Linked DNA regions of Mus musculus: region 2 is linked to region 1. A link is a loop called in an ENCODE intact Hi-C map of the cell type or tissue named here. Cell type or tissue: heart. All regions are shown on one strand. Links, peaks and the distances in the headings refer to the core of each region. The heading gives the core; the rest is flanking DNA. Region 1 has its middle 38 kb from the start of Ttc34. Region 2 has its middle 34 kb from the start of Actrt2.

Region 1 (15,031 bases), core at 4,566-7,065:
GGTTAATTTATTCATAGGGGTTTTGACAGAGATGTATGGCACAGTACAGCGTGGCCCCTGCCCAGGGGAGCGCGCACGCGCATAGAAAAGCAAGTGCTACACAGAGAGGCAGGCCAGAGTCCATCGGGGGCCTAGCCCACCCCTCCCACTGCCCCTGGATCTGTCTTGCTCATCCTGGCCTAGACAAACCTGCTCTCTCTTCTCAATGACCCCGTTCCTGGGGGAGTCTGTCCTTCCTTCTACCAAAGGCAGAGCCTTGGTGAAGTCCCGCCTCCCCACGTACATAACCAATCGTTCCCTTCAGAGTTGCTCTGAAGGTAGGGCCATATAAAGCCACCAACCTACCATGGTTACAGAGGATCATGTCTGAAGCCCTTCTCCCAAATGTCCCCACCATCTCCTAGGACCTGTGAGCAGCCGCAAAGGAGCCACAGAGAGCTGGAGACAGCCTGAACCTGGCACTCCCTCAGCAAGAAGAGCTGTGGCAACAGAATGGCTACACTGGCTGAGGTTCCTGGTTTTGGCAGCAGAGTAAGAGAAAGCACCCCAAGAGTGCTTCAGACCCACTTGAGAGCTCTTTTTAAACCACCCACCATCTCACCTCCCAAGGACCATGGGCTTCTGGGCCTTTGTCCCGAGTCTGGATGGAGCATGCCCCAGAGATCCGGATCTGCCATATCTGTTGGCCTGACTTCTCTCTGCCTTCCTCCTCGCAATATACTCTGGCTGCTACAACTTCAAATCAAGGCCAGTCTACTTTAGATCCCTCTTCTGGGAACGCCTGCTAGTCCTAAACAGTTCTTGCTCGGTTTCAAATGTGACCTTCTCCATGAAGCTCTTCCTGATTGCCCGTGGGCCACTTCTGCCAGGGCCAGGGCCCACGCATACCACGTTTGCTATGACATCTTTCCCCTCAACTGCTCTCTAAAAGATGTCTGTCCATTCTGCTTTTGCTCTTGGTCACGGCCACTTCTCAGACAGAAGGTGAGCTCAAAGCTTGAGGGTTCTCGGCAGTTGCCTTTCAGGGTCCAGAGAACCTCGCATACGCAGCCCTCAGAGAGAGATGTAGAATTTTGATCTATAAACTGGTGTCTACACAGCCTATGTGGCCTATGATGGCCTTTTAATGGACAACTGGTACCCAAGCCATGACTGACCAAGGTCAGCAAACAATGTTCCTGACCTGGAAGTTGTTTCTTCTTTATTTTCTGTTGATAACAACCGCAAAAAACCCCTCAAGGAGGGGTCCTCACCTCTGTGGCTTTCTGATTCAGCTACCAGAACAGAGGCCTAGCCTCTGCTAGGCTCTGGGTCTCCCTCAGCTCAGCCCCCACGCCTGGGAACATCATTCTAGAGTGGCCTGGGCTGGACGAGTATCCAGCTCCATCCGATGCTGCTGTCAGCAGGTTGCTCTGAGTGGCCATTTCCTTCCTGTAGCATCAGAATGCCCAGTGACCAACAGCGTGGCCTTATGAAGCTCCAGCATCCCTTTGGGGCCTGCCTGTCCTTCCTCCCCATCCTCACCCAGGAGAGGCAAGGCCCTCTGTGCAAGTCACTGCCACCAGCTCTGCTCACCTTGAGACCATCCCAAGGCACAAGCCCCACACCTCCCGTGCGGAAGGCCACAGGCCCCTGTGCCAACACTAAAGGAGTTTGTGCAGTCCGACACCAGCTGGCCCCCACCCCCACCCCCACCCCATGTGCAAACTTCCCTGCCCTTGTCCTTGGAATGTGGGGCAGTGGGCTGCAAGGGATAGGAGACAGATGCATGGTCCTAAGCCGTGTAAACAAGGCGGGGGAGGGCAGGGTTAGGTTACACCGGTGGAGTATCCTAAAATAAATATAAGGACGGTTGGTATACTTCAGGTGAATTAGCCTGATTCAAGCTGTCAGCTTTAGGAAAAGTCTAAATAAACAGGGCTCCGGCTCTTCCCGGCATAGGAAGGGGTGAGGACACCATGGGGCGCCAGACTTCAGAGCTAATCCGTGGGCCTCCATGGTCCTGAGCATCAGCCTTGGATGACAGGGTATGCATGCTGCCCTGGAGGCCCCAAGGTCAGAGACCGGGCCCTAGGTGACTCTGGTAACCCCATGAACAGCATCAGACTTCTCTGCTGCAGGGCAGGGTTGACAGGGCCTCCTAAGCCCCTCACTGTGCCGAGTTACCGCGGTGGAACATGGTGAGAAAGCTCTCTGCCACGGTCCCACAGGTTCACTCGCTACTTGCATCCCGCTCCATCGCTGGGTGGAAGATGGGGCTGAGTCTCATCTTCCAGACCAGAGTGCCTGTGACAGAAGGCTCAAGTCCCTCCAAGCTCATACTTGTGAATGTCTGTGGCTGTCAGAGTCAGGACGGTCCTACATGGCACCAGGTAGCCTGTCTGTCACCAGGACCGGGGCGGGTGGGATGGCCAGACACCCTGGTTGATTGCCTATTTATGCCATTTTCAGCTCTCTGCGTTAGCTAACTTTCCTGGGATGCTTAACCCCAACAAGAACTGTGGGGAGAGCCCTGGGGAGGTGCCACTCTGGAGCAAGGCCTCAAGGCTGCTATCATCATCACCTCCACCTTCATCATCACCATCAGCATCCCCATCAGCAGCACCTCCACGTCTGTACTTATTTCTTCCTATCACTGTCCCCATCCATCCCTCCCTCATCCCACTCATCTTCAGATAGCAGCTGTACCTCCTTACCCATACTCTAAAGCCAGTCCAGGGTGGACATACCTGGGCTGAGGGCTAACTATCAAAGCCTTGGGGGAGGGAGGGGCTGTGGCTCCCTCTCTCACTACGCTGATCTGCAAGAAATCCCACTGGTACCTTCTACGAACTCAGCTACTTCCCAGGGCCCAGAGAGGAGCCCATGGTATCTGACCAATACTAGGAGCATTCCCAGATAGAAGCCACAGCACTCTGCTGGGCTGACAGTGTGGGTCCAGGGTGTGTTCAGAGCGTGAACGTCTAGTGAGTGGCTTTCTGCCTAGGCACAAGCACCTTCGAAGGTCTAACTCAAGAAAGGACAGGACCGCTGAGCAGTAGTGGCACATGCCTTTAATCCCAGCACTTGGGAGGCAAAGGCAGGCAGATTTCTGAGTTTGAGGCCAGCCTGGTCTACAGAGTGAGTTCCAGGACAGCCAGGACTACACAGAGAAACCCTGTCTTGAAAAACAAACAAAAAGAAAAGAAAAATGAAAGGACAGGACTGTGAAAGTGTGGGAGGCCATGGTGACCACATGCCTTCCCCATAGTTCAGCCCTTGGGAGCCCCTCCCATTGTGCCCAGGGGAGGTGCCAGGACTTTCTTCCTCTGCCTCCAGCAGTGCCCCTGACTGATGCTCAGGACAGTGGATGAGGGGAAAACACAGCCTCTCACTCTGGATCCCAGGGCGTTTGTGCATGGCCAGATGCCATCCCTTCCACACAGGTGGGAGACGACCCAGTCAATGTTATCAAAGACTCATGAGAGCCTTAATAAGACCTGTCAGTCTGAGGGCAGGAACAGAGGTGGTCCCACCAGAGAGGTCTATGAGAATTGAGAGTGCTAGCCTTCTCGTCTGTGATCTACTATAGAAGGTTTGCCTGGAGAGGCCCGAGGCTCTCGAGCTTCCTCCACTGTTCCCTGGAGAACCCCACTGACTCTGCCAGTGTTTGAAAGTTAAATTTAAACTTTCTCCACAGAGGGCTCAACTCACCCCATATCCACCTTCACCACCGACCACTTCTCTGAAGGTCTCCTTAGCCGTCCCTGGATGGGGAAAGCACCTGTGGGCAGGGCTGGGAGCGGGAGGATCGGTGTCAGCGTAGCAAGGAGACAGCGTGTCGGGGAAGAAGCCGCTTAGTCTCCGGGATGTAAGAAGATTGTTGATATACATTTCCCTTCATGGGGTTCAGAAGAACACCCCCACCTTTGAAAGAATTCAAAGCCAGATGGCAAAGGAAGAGAGCGGATGCATTGCCCACCTGAGTGGAGCTCAAGCGCGCTTGCCTGCTTCCTTGCTTGGCATCCCCATGCTTGGCAGCACAGGTTAGCCCAAGATGCCTGGAGCTAGGCACACACTCTCTTGACATTCTGGAAGAGGATGCTTACTCTCCGGCAACAGCCGCCATCTTGGAGCTAGGTGATCACTCGAATGTCATCCTGAGCCTGGCGATTCTGGGGAGGAGCACTCACCCTCTGCTAACTTCTATGCCCTTAAACAAAATGCATTTTCTGTAGCATCCATTCACGGTCACGGCCTCTTGCTGTGACGGATGTTACTACCCCACCCCCAAGCCTAGTGAGCCTTCAGCCCTCGGCTGGGTTCCAGCTGCCCCATGCACCCCTCCACAAAGAAAGATAGCTTTGAATCATCATCAGGGGGCTCTTGGTGGCACGGAGGGCTCCAGACTCATGATCCCAGTGGAACAGAGGAGGGCCGAAACCCCCACCCCAAAGCTCAGATTATGTCCCTCGCTGTTCTTCCTCGTTAGTTTGGAGTCACTCTGTGCTTTCAAAGATTCATTTCTCATGAACCTTGGGCCAAAGAGGTGAGAGGAGGGCAGGGCTGATCCCAGGAAGCCCACCTGTTTGTCTAGCTTTAGTCTGTTGAGCTGTCTGTCTGTCCCTAACTGTTCAACAGCTGGACTCAAACCCCCTCACCTCCTCTTCTTCCATTAAATGTGTCCTCCATAAAGATCACAGATTTCACCAGACCTTCAGGAGAAACTAGATATGGTAGAAAACTCCTGTAACCCAAGCAAACTCTCGGGAGTTTGGGGAAACAGAGTCAAGAGTTCCAAGCTAGCCTGGGCTGTAGAGAAGACCCTGAGAGCTGAAGGCTTCAGAGAGTAATAGATAAGAACATGCTGGCCCTGGGACTGAAGGTGGCCCCAAGATGCAAGAAGCAGCTTAGAGAGTCAGCTGGACGCTGGCCCTCTTATGTCACTTTTGTGGGAGATACTCACTAGAGGTTCGGAATCTTCTAACAGGTTTCTCATCTGTGGGATGGGTCACCTCACAGCTCATCTAGGAAATATAGAGACTCCACCTGAGGGAGGTAAGGTCCTACAGACCTTTTGTGGCTTCTCTCCAAGACCCACCAAGCCTCTGGTCCTATCTGAAGGAAGGGCTCCTGGCAGCCTCGTCTTCCTGTCTCCTGGGAAACTTTCAGTGTGGCCTGGGTCAGAGCAGGAGTCTGTTCCCAGCCAAAGCAACACACCAGGTGTGGGGATGCGGGGACCTCTCTGGGCAATTAGTTACTATCAACAGGCTTTGAGCAACCAGCCAGATGGAAAGCCAGGTACTCATTGTGGCTATCGCTAACAAATTGATCATTACCACGTTGATTTTTAAGAGTTTGAGCTCAAATCCCAGTGAGCCATAGATAGATTCAGCCCCCAAATGAACAGAACCTTTAAAATTCAAATCAATCTCATCTGAGTTTACACTAAATTTAGCAAATGGAGTATATCTCTGACCCACTGGCTCCACAGAGTGCCCAGCCCTTCCAGGTGCCCATGTGCACCACAAGCTCTGATGCCACCAGGTGTGAATCTTAGCACCCACCAGAGTGCCACCTCCTAATTAGGGCAATTGTGTCTCTCACTCCAGCCTAACACGGACGATGCCACATCCGTGCCCTTTGGACATCCATCTGAGTTCACAGATGGCTTAACACCTATTCTCTGGAGGGCTGATAAATGCAGCTTTATTGAGAGTGAATAGATGTGAGTGATCATTGCCCCAGAAAACATCTGTCTAGCAGACTAGGCAATCACACACCTCAAACCCTGTTCACAGATGAGAGAGAGAGAGAGAGAGAGAGAGAGAGAGAGAGAGAGAGAGAGAGAGGGAGGGAGGGAGGGAGAGGGAGAGAGAGAGAGAGAGAGAGAGAGAGAGAGAGAGAGAGAGAGAGAGAGAGAGAGATCCTGGATTCCCAACAAAAGGTACCTAGATGTGGGAAGACGTCCTGCCCACTGGGTAACTATGCTGCCCTCTAGTGGACAAGATAAGCAGCGCCTTCACGGTAGCTGTTCAAGGTTTGGGAGAAGGACCTGCCAGGGGCCTTTAGATCACCAATGCTAGGTTGGTGGCCTTATGCTGTCCCTCCTGGTAGTCACAGAGCAGGTTTCCATGTGTGAGCTGGTTTGAGCACGGAGGCTTCACCCAGGTTTTCAAGGAAACTACTGAAGCTCTCTCTGACTTTGGCATGTGTTAGGTTGGGCCCTCTCTAGCTGTAGCATATGACCAGGAGGGGGGAACTGACAGTCTCACGAAGAGGCTCCAAGGCCCTTGAACCCAGTGAAGTGATTGCAAGTTAAGGCCACTCCCTAGGACAACAGAGATCAGTGATGTGGGACCAATAGCACTTGCCAATAGAGATGGGGAAAAAAAACTTCCCTCCATCTCTAAAACTGTGATGATTTGGTTACAAAGACAAAAAACAAAAACAAAATCCCACATACTGTCCCTTCAGTAGACCTCATGTTTTCCTGAACCCTAACCTGAGCAGCCCAGAGGGGTGGCAAGAAGGTATTGGCCTCTCCAACTTGCATATGAAGAAATGAAAGTAAGTTATATCTCAGATCCAGGACCCAATACAAAGGCCCCGTTCAGGATGGGGCCCCAGCCCGGCCCTGCACACACAGGCTTCCTGGTCCCGAGGATACCGGCTCTGAAAGCCCAGAGCTATCCCTCCCCCCCCCCCCGACCCCCACCCCCGGTCCACAAGAAGCTACCAACTTGCACTTAAGTTGGGCGTTTTCCTTAGCCAACCCCTTCTTGACACTTCAAGGGTGAGCCCCGTGGCTGGTTATAAATAGGTGAGACCTGTCGGACCCCGGGTGTCTGCTGCATGACCCAGGCAGGTAACCCAGCCTCTGGAATCCCTCACTGCCTCACAGTGACCCTGTGGCACTCTCCCAAGGAGGAAGAGCCCATGACCACCATCTTTAAGATGAAAGACCCCAGGTATCTCCTGGTGGATGCTTGGGATGGATCCACCTCTCTGAGGGATAGGACAGCTGCACACTGCCCCTTCAACCAGACAGTGCCCTCTCTCCCTTTTCTTTTCTTCCTTTCTCCCTGCCCCAGCCTAGGCAATTAGGAGTTCCATTCCAGCCTATTTCCCTTAACATGCCCAGCAGTCTATACTCAACTGTTTCCTTCTTTTTGGACACTACAAGATGTTCCAGGCTCCCTTCCCCACCTCTGGGATGGCTGTTCTTCCTTACAGGATGATGGACATCTAGGATGCTGCTGTTCTTATGCTGCTGGGTGACCTTGTAGGCCCTTGGTATATTGAACTAGTAAAAGGGAGCGGACACCTGCCCCTATGTGACCAAGTACATGTACCAGTCTGTGTGCACAAGTCACTACAAGTGCATGCCTATATAGATTGTGTGTGTGTGTGTGTGTGTGTGTGCAGACTGTAGTCATGTATTGACATACCTATCTATATACAGGTATGTCTATCTGTGCATGTATATGTGTGGGTATACACTAACTCATTTATATGCATATATCTATACGTCCATAGGAAGAATGTGGGGAAGGCTCTGACAAAGCTAGAGAACTGGACAAGAACATAGACCCCAGTGTTGATGGGGAGGAAGAAAGGGGAGAGTCTAGGATCGGGGAGCCAGTGGCTACTTTGCCTCATGGGTATTTGACATACTGTATGCCTTCCTATGACTTCCACAACGCTGACCCTCATTGTAACAAAGATTCCTTGAAGATATCAAGACAGTCAGTCTTTGGAAGGACCAACTGGCTGCCCTGAAAAGCCACCTACCTGGATCTAACTAACATGTTTCTGTGAGTCACCTTCGTTGACGAATATTGGTGAGAAACCCCAGAAGTGTGGGATACTGGAATTAAACCAGCTATTCTTTTTCTTTATGCTCTCTGAAGTTGTTTCAGTATAAAACACTGTCTTAAAAGTTCCCCAGGAGCTGGGGAGATGGCTCAGTAGTGAGAACGATTGCTGAGCCATCATGAGGAGCCAAGTTCACAATTGTAAAATCACGTAAAAGCCAGAAGTGGCGGGATGCACATATAATCCCAGCAGTGGGAGGGAGAGATGGGCGGATCCCGGATACTAGTGGGTTAGTCAGCCTAGCTGGATCAGTGAGTCTACATTCAGTGAGAGGCCCTGTCTCAGGGAGATACGGCAGAGGTGTGAAGACACCCAGTGTTCTCTTCAGGCCTTCAAGGGTACTCACAGTGGTATGTGCACATATGTGCCCATGAACACATACAGCACACACATAAAAAGTTACCCTGGCATGACAGCAGGAGCCAGACCATCCTTTGGGCAGTTCCAGTTCCTCTCTGGTGCCCTGGTTCATAGCTAGAACTTAAGGACCAAGGACCAGCGCTAAGTGTTCAGACTTGATTCCGCTGGCAGCTCAGCCATTACTCTACACCCACAAGCCAGATTCTCTGTGCTACACTGGGCTGTCCAGCTCAGAGACATGTGTCAGTTTGGGACCATGGACCCCCAGAATACAAGGAGCCCAGAGGACAGTGAGGCTCCTGGTTGCATGACTTCTATACAGGCCTGCCTGGTGCCATCAGGGCCACTGGTACAGGGACAGAGGGGGCCACCTCTCCTTAGTGTGACTGAACTGGCTCCATAGCCATCACCATGACAGTCTCCCCTGGGCCCCACCCACACCAAGGTGGAGACCACAGCAGCCACAGAAGCCCTGCATAGAGCTCCACCCTCAGTCACAGGCAGGGAGGCACCCACGTGCTGTGAGATGAAAGATTGGTCCGTTGCAAACGAGTACCACTAATGACTATTTAGCACGTCCATAACTTTACCAACAGAGCCCCAGCCTGAGAATCCCCAACGAGGCCTGGTCCTTGATTAATGCTAATGGGTTTTCTCACCAGCTGTGAAAATGCATTTTCCATAATTTAGCTGTCATTACAATGGGAAGGATTTATAAAACACACGCACACACAACGTGCTCTGAGGCCCTGGAGGGGAGCTGTCCAGGAAAGGCCTAGAAGCAGCTGGCCTCCCTGTGAAATGCATTCTGCTGGCCACACCTGGCCACCTGGCTTGGACCCCCAAGCCAGGATAGGATGTTGCTGAGAGCACCCTGCAGCAGAGCACAGCCATCCCCTGGACTCTGTACCTCATCAGGTGGAAGGCAGGACTGAATCTGTGGACCATGAATTGGGACCAGGTTTCTTTTCTGCCTCTTTAAGAAACAAGGACAACAGAGGTCACACCATCCCCTGGACAATCCCTGTTCCTTCCTCTCTGGAGCTAGAACTCAAGACCCAAGAACCAGGCTCCTTCAGAGCCACCGGCACCATATACCCCTCGGCTCTTGGCTCCTCCTCTCTCTGAAGTTCCTCACGTGTCATAGTTTTCACCTTTCCATAACATCTGGAAGAAAATACGGATGGTTTTGGGATAGAGGAGACCACCTGGCAGATAGCTGGGTCTCAAAGGAAAAGGGGAGACAACATGGGACTAGAGAGAGAGGGGTGTCACCCTCCTGTCCTCAGCCCAAGTATTCAAGATGGCGCTTCAAGTCACCAGCCATGCATGGGGACTCAGAGCATAGGACGGAAAACATTCGAATGGAGACATGTTTATTGAGAAAGCTGTTTTCAAAGGAATAGAGGCCAGAGGTTAAGAAAGAAGGAGAACTGGAGAAGAGGGTTAAAGGTGAATTCATGATTTTGGAAAGGTGAACGGTTGAGTGAATGGGAGGGCAGTGAGGGGGGTAGGTAGATGGAAACATGGAAGGAGAAATACAGGTTAGCTCTGAAAGCATAGAGAAACCCCAAGCCCAGAGGCACAGTCTGTTTGAGGGTCCCACTGAAGCCTCTCAGGAGCCTGATGGTGGCTGATCGAGTGCAGCCAGGATAAACCTTCACACCTCCACTTGGGAAACCCAGTGGCCCCAGGCAGAGGAAAGAACCCCCAAATGACCAGGCTGGTGTCTGGCCCACTGACCACAGCCCTTCTCACCTCCCCCTACCTGAGGGGCTCAGGCAGGGCAGGCCCTGCCCCACCCCCCTGATTTCAAACACAAATGAGTATCTGGAAGTAAGTTAAGAATGGGGGTGAGCGGGAAAGGCCTAGGAGCAGACCAGCATCGAATCAATTAATGGGCGTTCTTCCGAGCCCGGTGCACGCTTTGCCTTCAATTAGCGGATCTCGCCGGCCCCTGCTGCAGGCCCGGAGCCTCCGCCGCGGAAACTTTCTCCTTCTTGTTTTAATCTTTCACCGAGCCCGGCCTTTCGCCTCCAGCCCATCTAATTGAAACTAATCTTCGCGGGCAAGGCCTGTCTCTCCTCCTAATCCTCCTCCGAGGAAGTTCACATGGTCCCAATTACAACCACACCGGCCCCCTTTATTCCCGCCCTCGTCTCCCTCTGCCAGCCTCATTTTTTGAAAGTCTGCGTTATTAACTCCATGCTTTCGAGTTCCTGCCCGTCACGGGCCGCAAGATGCTATCGCTGGCTGCCGATGGATAAGGTTACCACGAAAGCATTTTGTGGGTTACGTTTCACACAAAGGCGATAGAGGGCATGATAGCGCAGAACCGGTGAGCTCCGAGGGGGAGGGGGCCGGCACTGCCAGCCCTGGGCCTCAGATCCCCTGCTTGCAACCTGCAGGCTGGGGAGCCCAGAAAGGGCTCTGGAAGCATCCTGGAGGAGCAAAGAGGGAAGAGGGGCATCGAGTATCCCCAGAGAGCACATTACCCCACCGCCAAGCCATATGGTCCCAAGAGGCCCCCCGCTGGAGGGCTGCAAAGTGGGAGATGGGGGTCCCTTGAGCTGGCTCCACATTACAAGGCAAACGGAAATCCTACATTTCCAGGCTGTCGAGAATGTCAAGTTTCCGTGCTCCAGGCTGGAATCCCACCAGCACCGTGTGGGCACGCTGGTTATCGTGGCTGATCAAACCTCAGATTGGCAGCTTGGGATGTCTCTGATTAGTTTTTTTTTTTCTAAAGAAACTGAAATAATCATTAGTTAATGAAGACATCTGGGCCCAAATTCCAGAACTACGGGAGAGAAAGCAACGAAATGGACCACCACAGGGTGACCCCGTGGGTGAGGAGGGAGGGTCTGAGCTGACCAGTCCCCAGACCACAGGCCAACTGATGAGGCAGTGAAGTACTTCCATGAAGGCCTAAGTTTAACCCTCAACCCCCATGTAAAAAGCTTGACATAGTGGCACTATGGAGGGGCAGCGGTGAGTAGGAGGGAGATCCCTCGGGCTTGCTGGTCAATTAGTAAAGCCAAATCAGAGGGCTCCAAAGAGATTCTATCTCGGAAAGTAAGGAGGAAAGTAATAAAGAATGACACAGATACTGACCTGTAACCTACATGCTCACTCACACTCACACACTCACACACACTCACACACACTCATATACACACACTCATACACGCTCACATACTCACACAGTCACATACATGCTCACACATACTCATATACACACACTCACATACACACACACTCACACACTCATATACACATACTCACACACTCATACACACACACTCACATACATACACACTCACACACTCACTCACATACACACACACACTCTCACACACTCCCATATACACACTCACATACACTCACACACATACACACACTCTCACACTCACTCACACACACTCACATACACACACATTCTCACACTCACACACTCACACACACTCACACACACTCATATACACACACTCATACACGCTCACATACTCACACAGTCACATACATGCTCACACATACTCATATACACACACTCACATACACACACACTCACACACTCATATACACATACTCACACACTCATACACACACACTCACATACATACACACTCACACACTCACTCACATACACACACACACTCTCACACACTCCCATATACACACTCACATACACTCACACACATACACACACTCTCACACTCACTCACACACACTCACATACACACACATTCTCACACACACACACTCACATACACACACCAATGCATGTACACACACATACACATTCACACACACACACACACACACACACACCAGTGCATGTGCACAACACCAGTGCATGTAGAGACAACATACAACACTTACACACACACAAAATCTATTAACATTAAAAAAATTTTTTAATGTCTATAAAAAGACATCATTATCAAAGTCCTGTGAGGCCCCTCTGAGGATCTTGAGCAAGAGCTCACCCTGCTTGATGACCTCCTCATTGATTGACCATGAGGCCGTCATGACGCCATCACCCACCTCCACCCTCAGCAGAGCCTTCAGAAGCCAGGCAAAGCCTCTCCACAGCAGCTACAGGGCAAAAAGGTCCCATGGGAAAGTCCCACCAAGACCCCTGCTTCCCCATCAACTTAGGAAGCCTATTCCTCCACCAATCAGAGCAGGGTGTAGAGTTCTGGGTTCTAGATACTGACTTCCCAGATAAGTTGTGAAACTGAAGGTGAGGTCAGACACACACACACACACACACACACACCAGTGCATGCACACACACACATGTGAGCCTAAGGAAGCCCTGAACAGCATAAAGATATATGTTGTAGGCACCTCCTGGGTCCCAAGCCCATTGAGCTATATAGTATCTCCTTCCTGGAAACCCTAGGCTGATCATATAGTTAGTCCCAAGTCTGGCTTTCCCACGTGTATATGGGGCCTTGGCTCCCTCCCCTGGCCAGGTAGGGAACAGATAAAGGAATGGCCAGCAGCACATTTCTAGTCATGACCTGAGTTAGCAGTATGTAGCAACCCCACAAGAAGTCCCTCCCGTCTGTTAGACACTTCTCTAGCCTCCAGGCTCTGCCACACTCCACTCCGGACCCATCTGGCAGAACCAAGCCCATGGTGGGACTGATTCTGCTCAGAAGTTGGGAGCCACAGAGATTCTGAGATACAATGTGTGCATCACAGGCAGGCAGGATGACTGTTTAATAATAGAAACTTGCCGGCACCTAGTTACACAAGTGCATCAAAAACCAATTACACTGTGAAAAAGGATCCGGACTTCAGCGGACACACTTAGACTCCTGTAAAACTCCAAAAGAATGTAAACTCATCCAAAATGGTGGGAATCTGACCTTGGGGTGCCTGCGGTGGAGGGGAAGGAAGAACTTTCAAGGGATTTGGCCAAGTATGTAACTTGAAGGACAGAAAATTCAGAGAGCTGGACAGTTAACTGGATACATTGTATAATTGTGGTTAAAAAAATACACATAAAAGTTACTGTATCTAGGACTGGCAAGATAGCTTAGCAATTAGGAACACTGGCTGCTCTTTCAGAGCACTGGGTTTGGTTCCCAGCTCCCACAACATGACCCACAACAGTCTGTAACTCCAGTTCCAGATGATCTGACACTCTCAGGGTCTGCACGCATGTGATGCACAAACATACCTATGGGCGAAACACCCATACACATAAAATAAACAGAATTTTAAAGTTACTACACTGGCCATTCTTAAGTAAACAGTCCAGTGGCATTAAGTCCATCCACAAATGCCAAGCATGACCATGAACATCTGTAATCTCACTCTTGGGAAACTAAGGCAAGAGAATTATCCAGAGTCTAAAGCCAAGCAGGGCCATATAGTGTGCGCTGGGTCAGTCAGAACTTTGTAACATGGCCCTATCTCAACAAACAAACAAACAGTACATTCATGTTATAGGACTACCCTTCAATCTCCAGAGTCTTGCATCTTCCCAAGCTGGAACTCTGTCCCCATTAAACATGAAGTCCTCAGCTTCTGCTGCCTGTCTTTTGTTTCTGTAAATCCTTAGTGTTCTTACTTAAAGCTTTTCCATGTTGAAGCTTGTGATGTGAGTCCCTTGCTGAGTAATATTCCATGCAGTGCTGAGTGACTCCATGCAGGTTGCCTTTCTACTTACCTACTCAAGGACATTTAGATTGCTTCTTCCTTTTGGTGTTAGAAGCTGTGCTGATAACATGCCTGAGAGACACCTTTCGGGCCTTTTTTGGTGTGTGCATACCCAAAGAATAGGATTGCTGGCACACACGCATGGTAGTTCTGTTCGCTATTTTTGAGAGAACACCGTGCTGTCTTCTGTCCTGGCTTCTTTGTTACCCATCTCCCTCAGCAATATGAAGGAGATACAGTTTTTCTACAGCCTAACTACACTTAATACTTACTGCTTGGAGTATGGTTTTGCATTTTGCCTTTCTGGCTATTAATTAGCCACCCTAATAGAATACATTTCAGTGGATAATTTTAGTACTAAAGGATGTCTCAATAAGATAACCAAAAAGAAAGATGAAGTAAAGCCCTGTACACTATTCCTAAACCCAGGGAGGGGTTCTAGCCCTATTAGGTGCTTTGGCATCTGAATAGACAGTGCAAAGTTCTAGACACATGGCACAGACAATGTCCTCACAGAAGCTAAGACGCCCCCATCTATCCCCTCCCATGTCTCCATCCCTTCTGTGGCACCAGATATGGGAAACCTTTGTCTGGATTCTTCTTGCCCAGTGTTCAAATCAAGCCTTGGAGACAGGTCTTTGTGGTGGCTACGCAGAGTGAATGTAGCAAGATGCTTGTCCCACGGCAGACCACTGCCCATCCTCTGAGCAATCACAGCTCTACTGGGACTGACAAGTTCAAGGGCTGAAAGAGCCTTACAACTGGAGAGGTGCTACAACCAGCTTCGACACGCCACGGCACAATGAGCTGGATGTGCTATTAGCAGGTACCCCAAGCTTGTCTTTGCATGCTGATTCCCAGTGCAAGACTAAGACTCACGTCAGGCCACTCAAGGCACAGTGAGCTTCACCCTCCCTCCTGGGACTCAGCACTGCTGCCCCGAGATGAGACCTATATGCTCTACTGGCCACGGTGCTGGCTAAACAGATCCCAGGAGCCCACAGAACTGAAGAGATGGAAACCAGTGCCTGCATCTCCCAACATGAGCTTTATCAGCAAGCCTAAGAGACGCGACAGAGTATACGTCAAGAGGGGCAGGTGGAGAGCCCTAAGGAGAAAGTCTCCAGCTAACACCCAA
Region 2 (15,031 bases), core at 5,382-7,881, 96 kb before region 1:
TGGGCAGAGCTCTCCTGGAGAAGCCCTTGCTGAGGTGTCCTAGCCTGTGCTAGATAACTCTTCTCACCCAGGGAAGTAATCGCCACAGGCAGCCTCATTCCACAGCTAAGCAGATGGAAGCCTGTCTTCATCCAGGACCACATAGCAATCTAGGATCAGGTCAGAGTGCATTGCCCTCAGCACAAGCCCCATCTCTGGATTTCAGGCTGCTCCTTAGAGAAGTTGCTTACCCTGACACTGACTCAAGGAACGCTGTGCCACCTAAAGCTACCATGCTAGCCCCCATCCCCCACTGCAGCACAGTAGAAGGGACCAGCGTATGAGACACCCTTCACCCATCCCACAGGCTGTGCCCCACAGAGGGAAGCTTCAGCCGGGCTGCTAAGCTGCCAAAGGCCTTCACAACTGCTTTGGTGCCAGGTTGGCGTTTCCTGCAGAACTCTCAGGACAAAAGTTCTCATACTGTCATAGAAACAGCACTAAGGGACAGTATAGCAGCAGTGTGTATGGATGCACTGCACATTATATACATATATATATATAGAGAGGGGGTGGTAAATAGATCACTGATATTAGGTTAAGCCATATGAAAATACCACTTTTCTCACTTAAAGAGATTGAATGAGATTTAAGGAGATAACTGCCTATAGTTTGATAGGAGCTGGCTACATGCCTGGCTTGTTGGATGGATGAGTGAATGGGTAGGTAGGTGGATGGATGGATGGATGGATGGATGGATGGATGGATGGATGGGTGATGGGTGGATGGGTAGATGGGTGGATGGGTAGATGGGTGGATGGGTAGATGGGTGGATGGATGGGTGGGTGGATGGATGGATGGATGCCTGACTTGGTGGATGCATGCATGGACAGATGGACAGGACAGTAGATGGGTGGGTGGATGGGTAGATGGGTAAATGGGTGGGTGGACAGATGGATGGATAGATGGATGAATGGATGGATGGAAGCATGGTAGATGGATGGATGCCTGGCTTGATAGATGGATGGATGGATGGATGGATGGATGGATGGATGGATGGATGGACAGATGGATGATGGGACGGTGGATGGGTGGGTAGATGGGTAGGTGGATGGATGGGTGGGTGGGTAGATGGATGGATGATAGATAAGTGGGTAAGTGGCTGAATGGAAGAAGGAAATGAAAGGAAATGATGAATGGCTGATGGATGGATCAATTGCTTGCTAATTTGATGAGTTGTATGAACTATAAGTAGAGACATGTTGTATAAAAATACAAGATAAGGTTTTTTTAATTTTTTCTATTCCCTCCCATTGTCCTCTATAGCAAGTAGATAGATAGATAGATAGATAGATAGATAGATAGATAGATAGCTTCTATAATAAGCATATATACGTATCTATATATTTAGACATAGAAAGACAGACAGACAGACAATCTTCATTCCAAACTCTGGAGTGAAAGCATTGGCCTCTCATTCCTGGATCTAGGAAAAGGAATTCCAACACCCAATGCCAGGAAGTGGTCTGTCCCAGCCTTCAAGTCTGAAATAGAGGGGCCTCTTTCTTCCCTTGCTCTGTCAGCCGCTGCCATGACATCATCCCCATGGTGTGAAACTCGAGAAGCGCAGTGGGAAGTGCTGGAACTGATTGATCTGTGAGCTGGTGTCCAGGAGGCTGAGGGGCCAGCCTGAGACAACAGCTGGCTGTGTCTCTCACCAGTGACAGGGACAGGAGCTGCATGCGTCTTCATTCAGCAGTCTAGAAACTGGAAAGAAAACTTGGTGAGTGCATGTCACATCTCTAGTAAGCACACTAGGGACTGGCATAGCCCTGGAGAAAACACATGTATGAGCATGGTCCCTTCCCAAGGTCTCCACCCGCTTCCTTCCCACTCTATCTGCCTGCTCCCTGCCTGACTCCTTGAGTGGGCTACAGTTGTTGTCTTTTCTTCACAGAAAAGGCAGAAGACAGGGAGGGCTGGGGGAGGCTGTCTAGGTACCCGTGGGTGCTGAAGCAAAACTTACGAGTCACCTGCAGTGGGCGCTAGCCACCCAGGCTGCTGGACCCACACCTGGAGAGAGGCCTGAGCTGCTGCCTTGTTTACTGTTCCATTGTTGGAGTCAGATTATGAGTGGATTTTTATGAGGACCAGGTCAGGGCATCTCAGAGACTCAGGCGCATCTCCCCACTCTGCTCTTGAGAGCTCTCTGGAAGCCTCAGAGTTACAGAGTATAAAATAGGAGACTGTCCACCCAAAAGCCATCAACTGGATGCCTAGATGCAGCATGTGGTGTGCTTACGGTTCTGCCTGGCACCTGGGGCCAAACTAGTCACCTCTGTCCCTGTAAGGTGGAGCTAGGACCCCCTCCTCCCTCCACCAGGTAGGCGTGACATTCTTTTCATCCCTACTGGACACTCTGTGACAGGCCATGGGCATTCTCTGTTACTTTTTGTATTACCCAAGTTCTCAATGCCTGAGTCCCCAGGCCCATGGACATCTTGTTACAGGAAAGGCAGAGAGCTTGGACCTCTCATAAATAGTCCACAATCCTGATGGCTCTGTGGGGCCTCTGTCAGAGAGATCACTTGTGATCCTCAGGACTATGTGGCAGTGGCTGGGTCCAGAGACACCCCTTATTCTTCAAAGTCCTTGACTCTCTCCACTCCTGGTCACCAAGGTGACCAGATGGCCGCACTCAGCACTAATATTAGCTGAGTTGCTTCATGACACAGTGCACCAGGGAGGGCCCAGGACCTTCCAGAGAGCCCCAGCTAATTCCATGGGGGTTTCTTTTGCCTCTTTGAGGAAGGACCAGCTCCATTTCCTGACTTTCCAAATGACTCTGTGAGCCTGAAACAGTTATAGCGCTCAATTTTTCACCGGAGGAGCTGGGCTCAGAGAAATGAAGAAACACAGTTAATGCCACACAGCTTCTGAAAGTAGTGCGGGGTCTTGTAGGATTGCTGCTTAAAATATGGTCTCTCTGGAGTCGGGTGCAGGCCAGGGCACTGTCCCAGTCGCCCCCAGGAGCTTGCCTGCTGCCCTGCATTAGCTAATGCAACACACAAAGGGATGCTAAGGAAAAAAAATCAATTTACAGTGGAAGGGCCATCTATTTCAGAGTAAAAACAATCACCTTTGTGTTCCAGAGAAATGGGAGAAAGCACTTATTTAAATTGCTGTCTTAGAACTACACGGAAGCTATTTTCAGAAACCCCGTGAATGCCTTTTCCTTCTCATCCCACAGAAACCCATTGCCAATCCACCCTGTGTGCCTGCTTAGGTCTGCAGAGACCCTAGACCCCCAAAACGCAGCACCAGGCCTCCATCGAGCAGGGCCAGGCCATCCATGGCCCAGGCAGGCAGGGCGCTCGGAGGGCTTTTCTGAAACCATTAAAATGGGGAATTTGGAGGGATCGTGGAAAGCATTGCCTTTGCAAAATGGCCAGGAGGGGAGCGACAGGTCAGGCCCCCTCGCTGAGGCAGTTAAAAAGTAACACAGCCCCCAAATCACATTAAATATGTTAAGCAAACACACGGCAGGCGGCGGGGATATTAGGTCATTTCTCATAAATATTAATACCGGGGACTTTTCCAACGGGCAAAATTACAGAAACAAAGATGCCTCTTCAGGTGCAGTCTCGCTCGCTGGTAGTCCTGGACCAGGCCCAGCAGGGGAGGGGTCAAGTCAACCCTGCATCCAAAAAGACTTCTTGGCACACTGGCAAATGTGGACCCCTCGAGTGATACACAGAGGCAGAGGGAGGGCCAGGCACCAGTGGGGCCAAACCAGTCCTCCCCAGGCCGTGGACCTGCACCTCACTGGGACTTTAGAATTCACACTTACCATCATGGGTGCCCAGCATCTACACCTGACACCTCCCTGGGCTGAAGAACTGTGAAGGAAGCCACCCAGTTAGCCATCTTGGCCTCACTGCCCCTTCTTCAGTAGCCAGGACCCCTGTGTGTCTAGAGCAGGAGTGGCTTTCTAGGAGCAGCCAGTGAAAGATCTCAAAGGCACCTCTCTCTCCTCAGGGTTCTCTCACTGCTCTCTACCTGCCAGAGGGTGTAGTGCTCACCTGGACCCACAAGTATAAGAGAAGGTGGGCCCTCAGCCCACAAGCATAGGCAAAGGGGTGGGGATTGGTCTGTTACCTGGAGCGCAGCTCAGAAAGACTGTCCTGAGAGGCTGGGGTCCTGGTAACCTGACAGCTTGTCTTTCTACCTCTTTGTTCTGAAGTAACCTGGAAAGGGACAGAAGATGCCATCTTCAGGGAGCACAGTAGGTTCCAGACTTGATCAGCCATCAGAACTGGTAAAGAGCAACTTGGTGCAAGCTCAAGCTGACACAATACAGGTAGGAAAAGACTTGGAGGAAGGGAAACTTTGCTGTAGACATTCCCAGCATCTACCACCCACCTGTGGGCCTGCAGGCCAGTGAGTAGGTTGCAGGAACTTAGTCCAAGGGCCTTACTGTCCCCATAATGCCATGGATGTAGAGGCTCCCATAACTCCTTTCTCCTCCTCTGGGACTCCGTATTTTATTTGTGTACAGGACAAATTCTTGCTTTTCGTGGACGGGCCTGGGTTTTTGGAGCCCACACCCCCTAACCACAACTGGTACTCTGGGCTTGGCACATCTTGCTAGGGTGGTTGGACATCTATAGGCACAGCACATGCCCTGAATCCTCATGACAACTTGCCAGACAAGTGAGCCGGATGAGATAACACTCCATGCAGGCACTCTGAGCGGCACTTTCAGGAGACTCGGTGACTCAGCAGAGGTAGAGAGAAATTTTCAGCTGTGACTCAGCTCCAAGCCAGCAACAAGGAAGCCAGGGAGCGGCTCAGTGGGCAAAACGCTGGCCTTACAGGAACCATGAATTGAGTTCAGTCTCCAGCAACAACATTAAAAAGTCAGGTGTGATGGTATGCACTGAAGAAGTGGAGAAGGAAGGTCTGTGGGCTTGTTAGCCAGGTAGGCATATCACAATCAACACTTATAAGACCAGTAAGAGACCTGTCCTCCGCCCCAAAAAAAAGTGGATGACATACAATGTTAAACTTTGGACTAGACATATATGTGCACATGCATCCATACACACACACATGTGGGGGTGGGGGTGGGGGTGGGGAGGGCTTCTATAGTGAGTCCTTTGCACTGGATAGTTTTGTATCAACTTGACACAAGCTGAAGTCATCTGAAAGGGGGCAGAGCCTGGACTGAGAAAATGTCTCCATAAGATCGGGCTAGCCAAGCTTGTAGAGCACTTTCCTATTTAGTGATTGGTGGGAGAGGGCCCAGCTGATTGTGGGTGTGGCTACCCCTGAGCAGGTGGTCCTGGGTTCTATAAGAAACCAGGCTGAGCAAGCTATGGGGAGCAAGCCAGTAAGAAGCTTTCCTCCCTGGCCTCTACATCAGCTCCAGCCTCCAGGTTTCTGCACTGTTTGAGTCTCTGCCTTGACTTTCTTCAGTGATGAACAGATATGGAAGTGTAGGTTGAATTCACCTGTCCCTCCTCAGGTTTCTGATCACAGCAATAGACCCTGGCTAAGACAGTCTTCTACCACTGAGCCACGTCTCCAGCCCATGAAGGACTCAATGTTCTGCCAGAAGCCTGTAGGCCAGGCAGAAACTCAAGCAGGACTGGCAGCCCCAACTTAGAAATTAAGTTGTATTGTGGTATATGTATGCAGGAGAAAGAGTATTAAGTGTTCAGTGTCTGGCATACTCTGGGCGTTAGAAGCATCCCCACAGATAAAGCCCAGCTGTGCATGTTATCACTTCCATTTTTTACAGAGTTTTAGGAAATGTTAACTCAGAAGCAACAAGAAGACCAGCAGTTGTGTGTCTGGTAGAGCGGAGATGAAGGACTAGCAGTGGTCAGAGGAGCTAGGCAGTGAGCACCCTGACATCTCAGGCCATGGTGTCTCACAGGCCGATGTTCGAACACCAGCGTATGCTGAGGGCAGAGTGCAAAGACAGAACCACACTCTGAGCCCTTCGGAAAGTAGTGGCAACAGTACTCCAACTAAGTAGTGAAAAAAAGGTCACACAGTAGTGCCTGGCCTACCACAAGGCACAGCCAATAAATTTGAACACACAGGCAAACTTCTGTGTAAGGAGCTGAATGAATGCATGAGATGTTCCCTTTTCCAGCATCGACCCATCCTACAGATGAAGCTCAGGAAGACTGATGTCCATTAGGAGACATCCGGCCAACCCCAGGTCTGGCTCCCTCTATGCCAGCTCCCTCGAGGTGCCCCCTGTCCAAGCCCTGCCACTTGGAAAGACTCTGGGAACCTCACTCTTGCTTGGTTATTTTTGGAAACTGTTAATGATTCTGTTTGCCTTTCCAATGACCTCAAAAGTTCCACTGCCCCAGACCCCTCCTCCTGCCATCCATGCCCAACTGCCCTGCCCTCTTCTTCCCAGAGAGACCGCAAGCGAAGAAGTCGAGGACTCGAGACACCACCCCCTCCACGCTCCCGGCTGCTCCTTGGTGTGTGAGCGATGTCTTCCATAACAAGAAAAGGACAAAAGACATGTGTCCGGTGGCACCCTCCTCTGTCTCTGTTTACTTTCCTAAACAGTGGGGATAGGCCTGGCCTGGCCACTGGAGGTGAGAATGACAGTCGTGCTGGCAGCTGTGGGCACTGTCACCGTTGGGGGTGGTGTAGAGATACCAGCTGCGTCTACAAGCAATACAAACTGGGTATAGAGATACACAGCAGGAATAGGGTGGAGAAGGGGCCTGAACTCCCTCAGACTCAGGGGGCTTAGACCGTGTGCATGGGCCAAGCACAGAGCGACTGACTGGCTGAGAACGTGCCAGTAGCCCGCCCTTGGCTTTTGGGGAACGTGGACATGGAGTTTTATGGCCCAAAGCCGCTTTCCCCTTGATTTCCAAACCCATGTGTATTTATAAAGGAAATTTAATCGGGTTGTTTTTAATTCTCTCACACTTAACTCATCAAAATGCTATTTGGTGAGAGCAGGGCCAGACCAAGGGTGCCTGTAGAGCCTCTGCTTGCAGGGGCTGCACGGCAAGGCACAGACAACCTCTCTTGGAGGATGCTAAAGGGCTGGGGGTGGCACTCCATGAGAGTTGCTTCTTCCTGATCTCTACGTATGCTCCCTCGGGGATGTAGGTTGGAACCCCTCTTTTCTACAGAGAATCGGGGATCCCAGAATCTGGACCCTATAGCTTCCCCAACTCCAGCTGTTGAGGGGGGCTGCTGAGAACACAACGTGGTATGAGGGGATGGGCAACAAAAGAAGTCTGCCTTCTTGACACAGCAGATGGTCTCAGGAAGAACGGGAACCACAGAGGTACATGAAGTCCAGGATGGGGTGCCATCAGGTAGACATCCCTGTGCCCACTAGTAGCCGGTGCTACTGGGTGGCATCTAAAGACAGCACCCACTGGGCAGCACACTCCTACATTTGACAAATGTTCTGCTGAGACTGATCAATAGTCTCTGCTGGGAGAGGGCCGGCTGGTGGTGGGGTCCAGGGGAGGAGGCAGAAAACACATTCCCATACTCTGGGGGCAGGATGACCAGGAGGGACACCAACACACCCTCGCCCCAAAGTAGCTGCAAAGCTGCTGGAAATGGGGCGTGAAAGCATCTGTAAATACAGAGGCTGGGAAGCCATGGCTGACAGGCTCCGCCCCTCAGTGTGTGTGGGTACTGGGGAGGAGGGACTAGCAGGGACGGCCCTTGTCTCTGGACATGACCTCCCCTCTTGCCAAGTTGGTGGACACCTGCCTCCAGAAAGCAATCGTCAGTGCTCAGTGTGCTGGCTCTTTGGTGGCCACACAGCCCCCCTCTGCCATTTTCTAGCTACCCCTTCCTCCTGCATTGCCCTCTCTGCCAAGAGGGGACAAAGAGGGTGTAGGGAAATCCCTGAATGAGGACACAGGGCTAGAGGCTGCAGTCTGGAGGGTTCTGGAAGACCCAGCAAGCCCCAACAGAACAAGCCGGCTTTCTTATGACGTTTACTCCTTCCCCTGCCCTACTGGGTGCAGTTATTTCACCTGACTTTGGAGATTGGGCTAGGGATGTCCTTGAGATGTGGTGTCCTAGGAGGGTCAGCTGAAGGTGATAACAATTTGATGGGTACAACAAGCATCAGAACTGGTGCCTCAGAAACCCGAATGATCTAGAGCAAAGCATAGGCAGTCCAGTTGCTCCGCTGGCTCACCCCGGGATGCTGTTGCTCTCCCTTTTTCTCTGAAATATGGGAGGCCTTTGGAAGGAAACACCAGCCTCCGTGGTGATCTGGTAGCTTACCTGTGCCGAGAGGGACCAGAGGCAAAGTGACAACCCGAAGGCTGCCCACCCAAGACCAGTTGCCTCGTGTAAACTATAAGAGAATACCTTTCGGGTTCTGATCTGAAGTGGTCAGGCGGGCCCAGGGTCAGAGGTTACATCTGGGGGAATCTGGAAGATCCATCAACCCCCATCAGACCATGCCTCAGGGTCTAAGTTAATACCTAGACTTCAGGTAGAAACCAATTCCAATATATGACAAACGGGCTCCAAGCCCAGGCCTCAATAGACAGTGTCTAGGTGAGCATCAGACTCCAGGTATATAGGAGGCCCCAAGTGGATATGAAGCCCCAGTGGACACTCGGGCCCAGGTGAATACTTATATAACAAGTAGATACTAGACCTCGGTAGACACCAAGTCTTAATTAAATATCAGGTCCCAGGAGAAATTCAGGCTGCACTTGGACATTCAGGCTCACACCCAGGCCCCACTCTGGGAACATTCACTATGGAGAACAGAGGCTCTTATCAGACAAATATGTCAGCTTTCCTTCAAGGTTCTCACCTGAGCCAATGCCCAGCTGTCAGGTCCAACCCAAAGGGTCTGTGTCTAGCCTACCAAGAAGGCAGGTGGGAAGCCCTGGCAGGAGCGCTGGGATCCAGGCTCTGCCAGGTTCTGTCCACAGCCACCGTGCTCTGAGCAGCTGGACAGGAGGTACCCAAGGAGCCTCAGTCAATGGGCTTTTCATTTCGTCCGATTTCACCTCTGCTGCAGGCTTGCTCCCTCTCCCCAACAGAATTATTCTTATCTGCAAGTGATTTAAACTCTAAGGTTTACTGAAGATTTAAAGACTGTGAACACAGTTGGAATGTTTTAGACCAACAGTGCAAGTTGCATTTTAAGAAAATAATTAACTCCCGGGGGAGGTGTGGGTTTTGGAGCCATGACAGACCCTCGAGGCTGCCTTCCCTATATGGAATTTCCAAATAATAAAATATCTTTGATTCCCTGCTGATGTCAGACGAGAACCTGTAAGTGTGTGAGCAAACTGTCATTTTTTAAAAAAGAGGGCCCATTAGTGTCTTAAAGATGCAGAGCCCAGTCTGCGGAGGGCAAAGGGTTTGTTCAAAGTGTGGTGGTAGGGGGGGAGGGGGCGGGGGAACCGCTATAGTTTCATGATGCCCGTTTCTCACCCTCTTGCCCCCTTTTCTCCTCTAACTTCCTGCTGTGCAGACAATCTGCAGGGCACTCCCCTTCTAGGGCCTCAGAGGTTAAGTTCTTACCTACCAGGATGCCTCTCTTATACACAGCAGCAATGCCCACCCTCCAGTCCCAGCACAGGGCACAAACCCACCGAGGTCAGTAGCCTGGCACTAAAGTGTCCCCACAACCATTAAACCCTAACCACGGAAAGTACTGACAGGGTCTCAGGGAGCTGGACATTAGCTGGCCCCATAGGAGCCATGGGGAGTTTCATATCCCACCCAGCACTGGTCCTGTATGGTGTTGAGTCAGGTGCTGAGCCTTGTATCACTCACTGACCACCGAAGCTCCAAGGTGGAGGTTTTCTTTTGCATTGCACATATGGGAAAGGGAGGGGGTCACTCAGCAATTAGAGAACTCTCCAGAATGTTCAGTGCTGGCCAGAAACATGGAGCCCAGCTACCAACCTTGGCCTGCCTCGCAGAATGACCTGTCTTCCCTTCCCACGAAACAGCAGATCAGCAGCTGAGAAAGCTGAGGACCAAGCCACCCGCACCCCCGCTGCCAGCAGCATGGCTCCTGGTGCTTGAAGTCCAGAACAAAGCTGATCCAGGGAGAGAGCAGGAGGAGTGGGTACCCCTGTGGTCTTCGCTGGCGTGGCATTAGGAAGTGATATCACTTTTTATCAATAACAACAGGTGAGGGCTTTCATCCTACCTACCCAGTCAGTTTTGGGGTCAGCAACCCTGTCATGAGTTTGACGTTTTCATTGCAGGAACATCCATCAGGAATACCCACCTGTGCGTCCCCCCCTTGGGACAGTATAGTATGCCTTTTTGTCACTTCGTACAGCTTTCAACCATACCACTACCATCCTCTCTGGCCTTATTGCCTACCTCCAAGGACATCACAGAGGAGAGCCTACTCCTTCCGGGAACACCCTGCAGCTTTCCTGGCCACAAGATTAACCAGTGGCCCCTGATCACATCTTCTCTCCTCTCGGGGGCTTCCAGGGGGCTCCTAGAAGGAAGAATGCCTATCCCCAACTCCATCCGGGTACCCTCCCTTCCTTAGAACTCCAGGACTGGCTGGAATGCAGGTCAGCCCCAGCTGTTCTTTGGAGGAGGTACATGCGCGGTCATACATACCCCTCGATTCTCTAGCTCCTGTCTCCAGAATCAGTGATACCAACTCCTAAGGTATACTCAGGACATGTTCAGGGAAGGACTTCTGCTGCCAAGACACCTGTCCAGATTCCCACCCCAACCCTGGCTTGGGGAAGGAGGCTGAAGAGAGAGCTCACCACAGCCCCACTCTAGGAAAGCAACTCCTATGAAGAAGAGATTAGCACCCTTCCTTCCAACCTGCACCTTACCCTGGCCTCAGGAGTGGCCCAGCTGGCCACACCAGCTGTCCTCTGCGCCTGTAGGGACGAACAGAGACAAACGTTCCTGGCTGTCCGGTTTTCTAACACCTTTCCACAAATCTCTGCCTCTCAGGAATAATTCTTTCTGGTAATTTACTTGCAAAACATTTGGCCGTTAACACCCAGCCAAGAGTGGATGGCAGGTCACAGACTATTAAAAATATCCACACCTGGGCCCTCAGGCAGCCCATTTAACCACTGCCCTGGGCAGAGAGTCCAGCCAGGGGATCCGTGTGCCTGCCAAGCAAGTTTTATGAGGGCAAGAGGACACCTGACCAAGCCTGTCCTGGCCTTTCTGAGTCCTCTGCTAGTGTCATCAATGTGGTCTTGTCCTTTGCCAAGGGGCTTGAGGCACGCATGGGCATTCCTAACCCCAGTGCCCAGGAAATTACCCGAGGAGCAGGGAGTGCCAAATCTTCTGGTTTGGAGTGGCTTGGGGGAAGGCTAGGACATCCTAGCTTTACCTAGATTCTACCCATGGCATAGATAAAGAGTTTCTTCAGCAGAGGTACTTTAGTGTCCCTCAGAACCCTGCACCCTGGCTTATCACCACAGCTGACTCAGGCCTTTGGATCTGGAGTAGGGCTTGACCTCCCTGGAAGGAAAAGGACCCTGTCCATCTGTGTTCACGGGCTCTTTCCACACCAAGAGCATCTACCCCAGAGCTGCAGCTCCACAGCATCTCCCAGCCACTCTGCCCGGTAGACAGAGCAGTCAAAGAAACAGAGACACAAAAGAAAACCAGCCACCACCTCAGAGAAGAGCAAGGGCTTGCACCCCACCTGGCTTTCAACTCCCACATGTGGCTGTCACAGTTACACATAAAACACCAGCCTCTTTCTTCAAAATTTCCAGAATGTGGTCCCTGGAAGTGTGGGGTCCCTCATGAGCCTCTGGTGAGGAGGATTTTGCTCTGCTCCAGTGGGTAATCAAATTCTGAGGACTTCTGTATGGACATGGGAGAACAAGAGCCCAAGAGCCCAGCCCTACCTACCCAGACAGAGCCTTGTCAGTCACACCCCAAAAGAGAGCAATGAGGAGCACACACACACCCCACCCACCCTCACCTCTCCACAACACACCTATGTCTTCTTCCAGGCAGAATTCCTGGATGAGGACACTGAGCAAACTCAGCCCAGCTTGGCCTGGGCATGGTCTGAATTTCCAGAGGGACGACAAGAAGCTAGCAGAGCTCTGGGCAGAGCTGATGGGATGATGGTGATGGAGTGGGTAAAGGATGGGGAGAGGCAGGACACAGGGGAGAGACAAGACACAAGGCTGCAACATCCATCAGGGGTCCCAAATGTGGTTTTGCCCCTCGGGCACCTTGTGTAAATTTTGTACCCTACTCCTAAGAATTTGAATATAATATTCTCTTTGGTCTTGAGGCTGTGCCTAGGAAAAGGTGCAGAGGTGTGTGAAGTGTATAAACAAAGACTTCTGTTGGACACTCCCAGCCTCTATTCTCAGGCTCACGACAGGTAACTGATGTATTCTAAGCCTGATCGTCAGCCTTGGGGTGAGAGCCAGATGCCACAGGGTCCAGGTCAGCCCCAGTGTCTCCTTCCTTGTTATGCCCTACCACTTCCAAACAGAGCCACCCAACACTCACAACCACACGGTCTCAGGCCACCTACAGTGTAAAGATGTATCCATCTCCTTCCAAGGACACGTGTGGGACTCTTGGGAGTCTACCCCATTCTGTCTTGAGACCAATGTCCCTACTCACAGGAAAATGTGCCCTGTTCTTGTGGCCATCACAATGGTGCTTATTTCCACCCATGGGGCTGGGACAGAGGCAAAGACCCTTCAGTGTCAAACTCTTGGAGTTGTAAGAGGCAAGAACCACACCCCACCCTATGCTTGGAAGAACCAGGGTAGTTAAAACTCTGAGGTGATACTCTAGGGTTCAAAGACTGCATAGTCCCCCCCTTGCATAGCTTCTGCTTCTGCCTTACAACAGCATGGATGGCCTCTGTGTCAGAAGTTTGGCAGAGCAGTAAAGGTCAGGACTGGACATGGACGATCCCTCCAAAGGACACTGGGCTATGCTCCAAGAGGGGAAAAGGATACTAGAAAGTAATACTGATCCAGCCAAAGTTCCCATTCCCTTCTAGACTCCCAAGCCAGGAGCCTGACTACAGTGAATCTTCCCAGCCCCACCTGCTGGTGGCCAGCGCAGGCTTCAGAAACCAAGTGTCACCCTGAACCACGGGCTCTGACTCTTACCCATCTCTCGGGTTCTGAACACTCAGGTGATTTCTTGTCCCTACTCCACAGCCAGTGGCCAGTTTCCACACTCCAGGAGAGCTTTATTCATGTGGCGGTTCTGGGCTGCACCCTTGAGACAACTGCACTTGACCCAGGAGCCTTTTCTGGTGAGTTGATAAGCCATGAGGAAAAAAAAGATGGCCCCAGACCTAGGTTCAAATACCTAGCCAGCACCCAGTGTGCCTCAGTGGTGACCTACTGGCAACTCTATAGACTGAGTTGAAGCCCAACACACCAGCTCAGGCACAGGAGGGCAAAGCTGAGAATAGACGAGGCAAAGTTGGCCTCCACCCCCAGGAAAGACTTTTTCCAGCCACCCCACCCCCCAACTCCTCTTATCCCACCCTCTGGCCCCCACTCCGCCAGGCCAAAGAGGTTTATAACAAACTGTGCGGCGCACCAGAGAAAATGCCCCTATCATTAAGGGATTTAACGACAGCGTTGGCCGATATTGGGGATTTGTTCTGTCTCTCATTACACATTTTAACAAGCGCATTTCTTCACCACGCAGCCCCGCATCCTGGGCTGCCTGCCTCTCTGTGTGTGTTACTTTCATTAGAAGGCGTTTTATGAAGCCACCGATCACAGATGCACATACAACCCACAACTGTTGGCCTGGTGTCCTGAGTTGGGTGGCTAGCAGTGTGCCTTTGGCATGCCTGTGGTGATGTCTGCATGCCCAGGCAAGGAGAGGGCCCCTCTCCTTTCATACTTGCCCCCCAAACCAAAGCCCTTAATGAAGGGGCAACTGGGAATCGGGGGCAGATTCCTGAAGAAAGTCAGAATATCTCTAGGTCACGCCTCTGTGAGACCCCAGCTCCATTCTAAGCCGCGGTCTCCTGTGTGTGAGGCCAAAAAGATATCCAGGCTGACAAGTGTCTTTCAGCAGCAACTGCATTTTCCCACAAACCACTAAGTGGTATAAAAACAAACCCAAAATACAGGAATAAAGCTGATTCCATACATGTAAAACAGCCACCAGATTCACCCACTCCACTCCAGGAGGCCCTGAGAGCACCCAGATTTCCTGGGAGTCTGGAAATGGTTGGGGCCTGAGTGCCCCTCCTCTAGCTCTATGGCTGGAGCCCCCCCACTGGCACAGAGAGTCCTACAGCCCTTGGGGCAGCTGTGGGCTCCGGGTTTCCTAGCAGGAAGAAGACGAATCTTGTCACATACCCTCTGAAACTACCCACCTGGTATCTGGGTATGTGGCTGGTTTTGCAGCCATGTGAATCTGAGTTTTGCCAAGTGGTGAGTATCAGCCTCCTGGGCTAGTTAGAGGCCAGCACATCTTGGTCTGAGGGCTAGCTCTTGTAAGATACCTCTGGACAAATTAGGGTACAGAGCTTATGGAACCCTGAAGGAGGAACATCTACCCCAGATCTTGGAGCCCCTCATCTGTAGCCAGACAGTCCCATCCGTCTGTCTCTCCACCCTGACAACTGGCTCACACCCATATATCCTTATGAGGGGTGTTATGGTGGAAGACTTCCAGCTCTGCAGAATCTTCTGTATTTCTTCCCTAGACAGAGCACAGCATCTGATCTGAAGATGTGTTCAGACAGTTTGGGTTCAGTCTCTTGGCCAGCTCTCTGAGGCTCAGAGAAATCAGGGAGGTAAGACAAGACACAGGACGCGGGCTGGGTTGTATGTGACGAAGAAGGTGAGAGAGGACAGACGTCACCATCCTTAGGGCCAACGAACCTCCTCCGTAAACGGAGGATATGCAGAAACCTGGTCCTGCCATGGGTCACCTGGTTCCTTCCAGACAAAAAGCCACAGGCTGGAGCCTGTTGAATCTCAGGAGGGAGCAATAGATATGCAGGGAGGTGTCACAGCCCCAGCTGAGAAGGGCTCCCCCTGCCCCCCAC

What was found. A loop is a pair of places that touch in the nucleus more often than their neighbours do. Peaks named below come from ENCODE experiments on the same cell type or tissue, not always from the same donor. Only the 100,000 strongest peaks of a DNase experiment are listed, where the experiment ranks them.
Region 2: it touches region 1 in a loop (2.1-fold over the local background); 3 of 42 quality-filtered maps call a loop at or near these places.

What each region holds. Positions count from the first base shown.
Region 1 is chr4:154,792,033-154,807,063 of GRCm38, forward strand. No RefSeq gene overlaps it. Among named protein-coding and RNA genes, the nearest start is that of Ttc34, 38 kb to the right of the region's middle. RefSeq lists an enhancer at 9,869-11,118. In heart, for the core only: a CTCF peak has its summit at 5,978 (motif pointing left); no DNase peak of the experiment used is centred there; H3K27me3 peaks cover 994 bases.
Region 2 is chr4:154,694,730-154,709,760 of GRCm38, forward strand. No RefSeq gene overlaps it. Among named protein-coding and RNA genes, the nearest start is that of Actrt2, 34 kb to the left of the region's middle. RefSeq lists an enhancer at 12,686-15,031. In heart, for the core only: no CTCF peak of the experiment used is centred there; DNase peaks (open chromatin) are centred at 6,262 and 6,622; H3K27ac peaks cover 1,212 bases; H3K27me3 peaks cover 338 bases.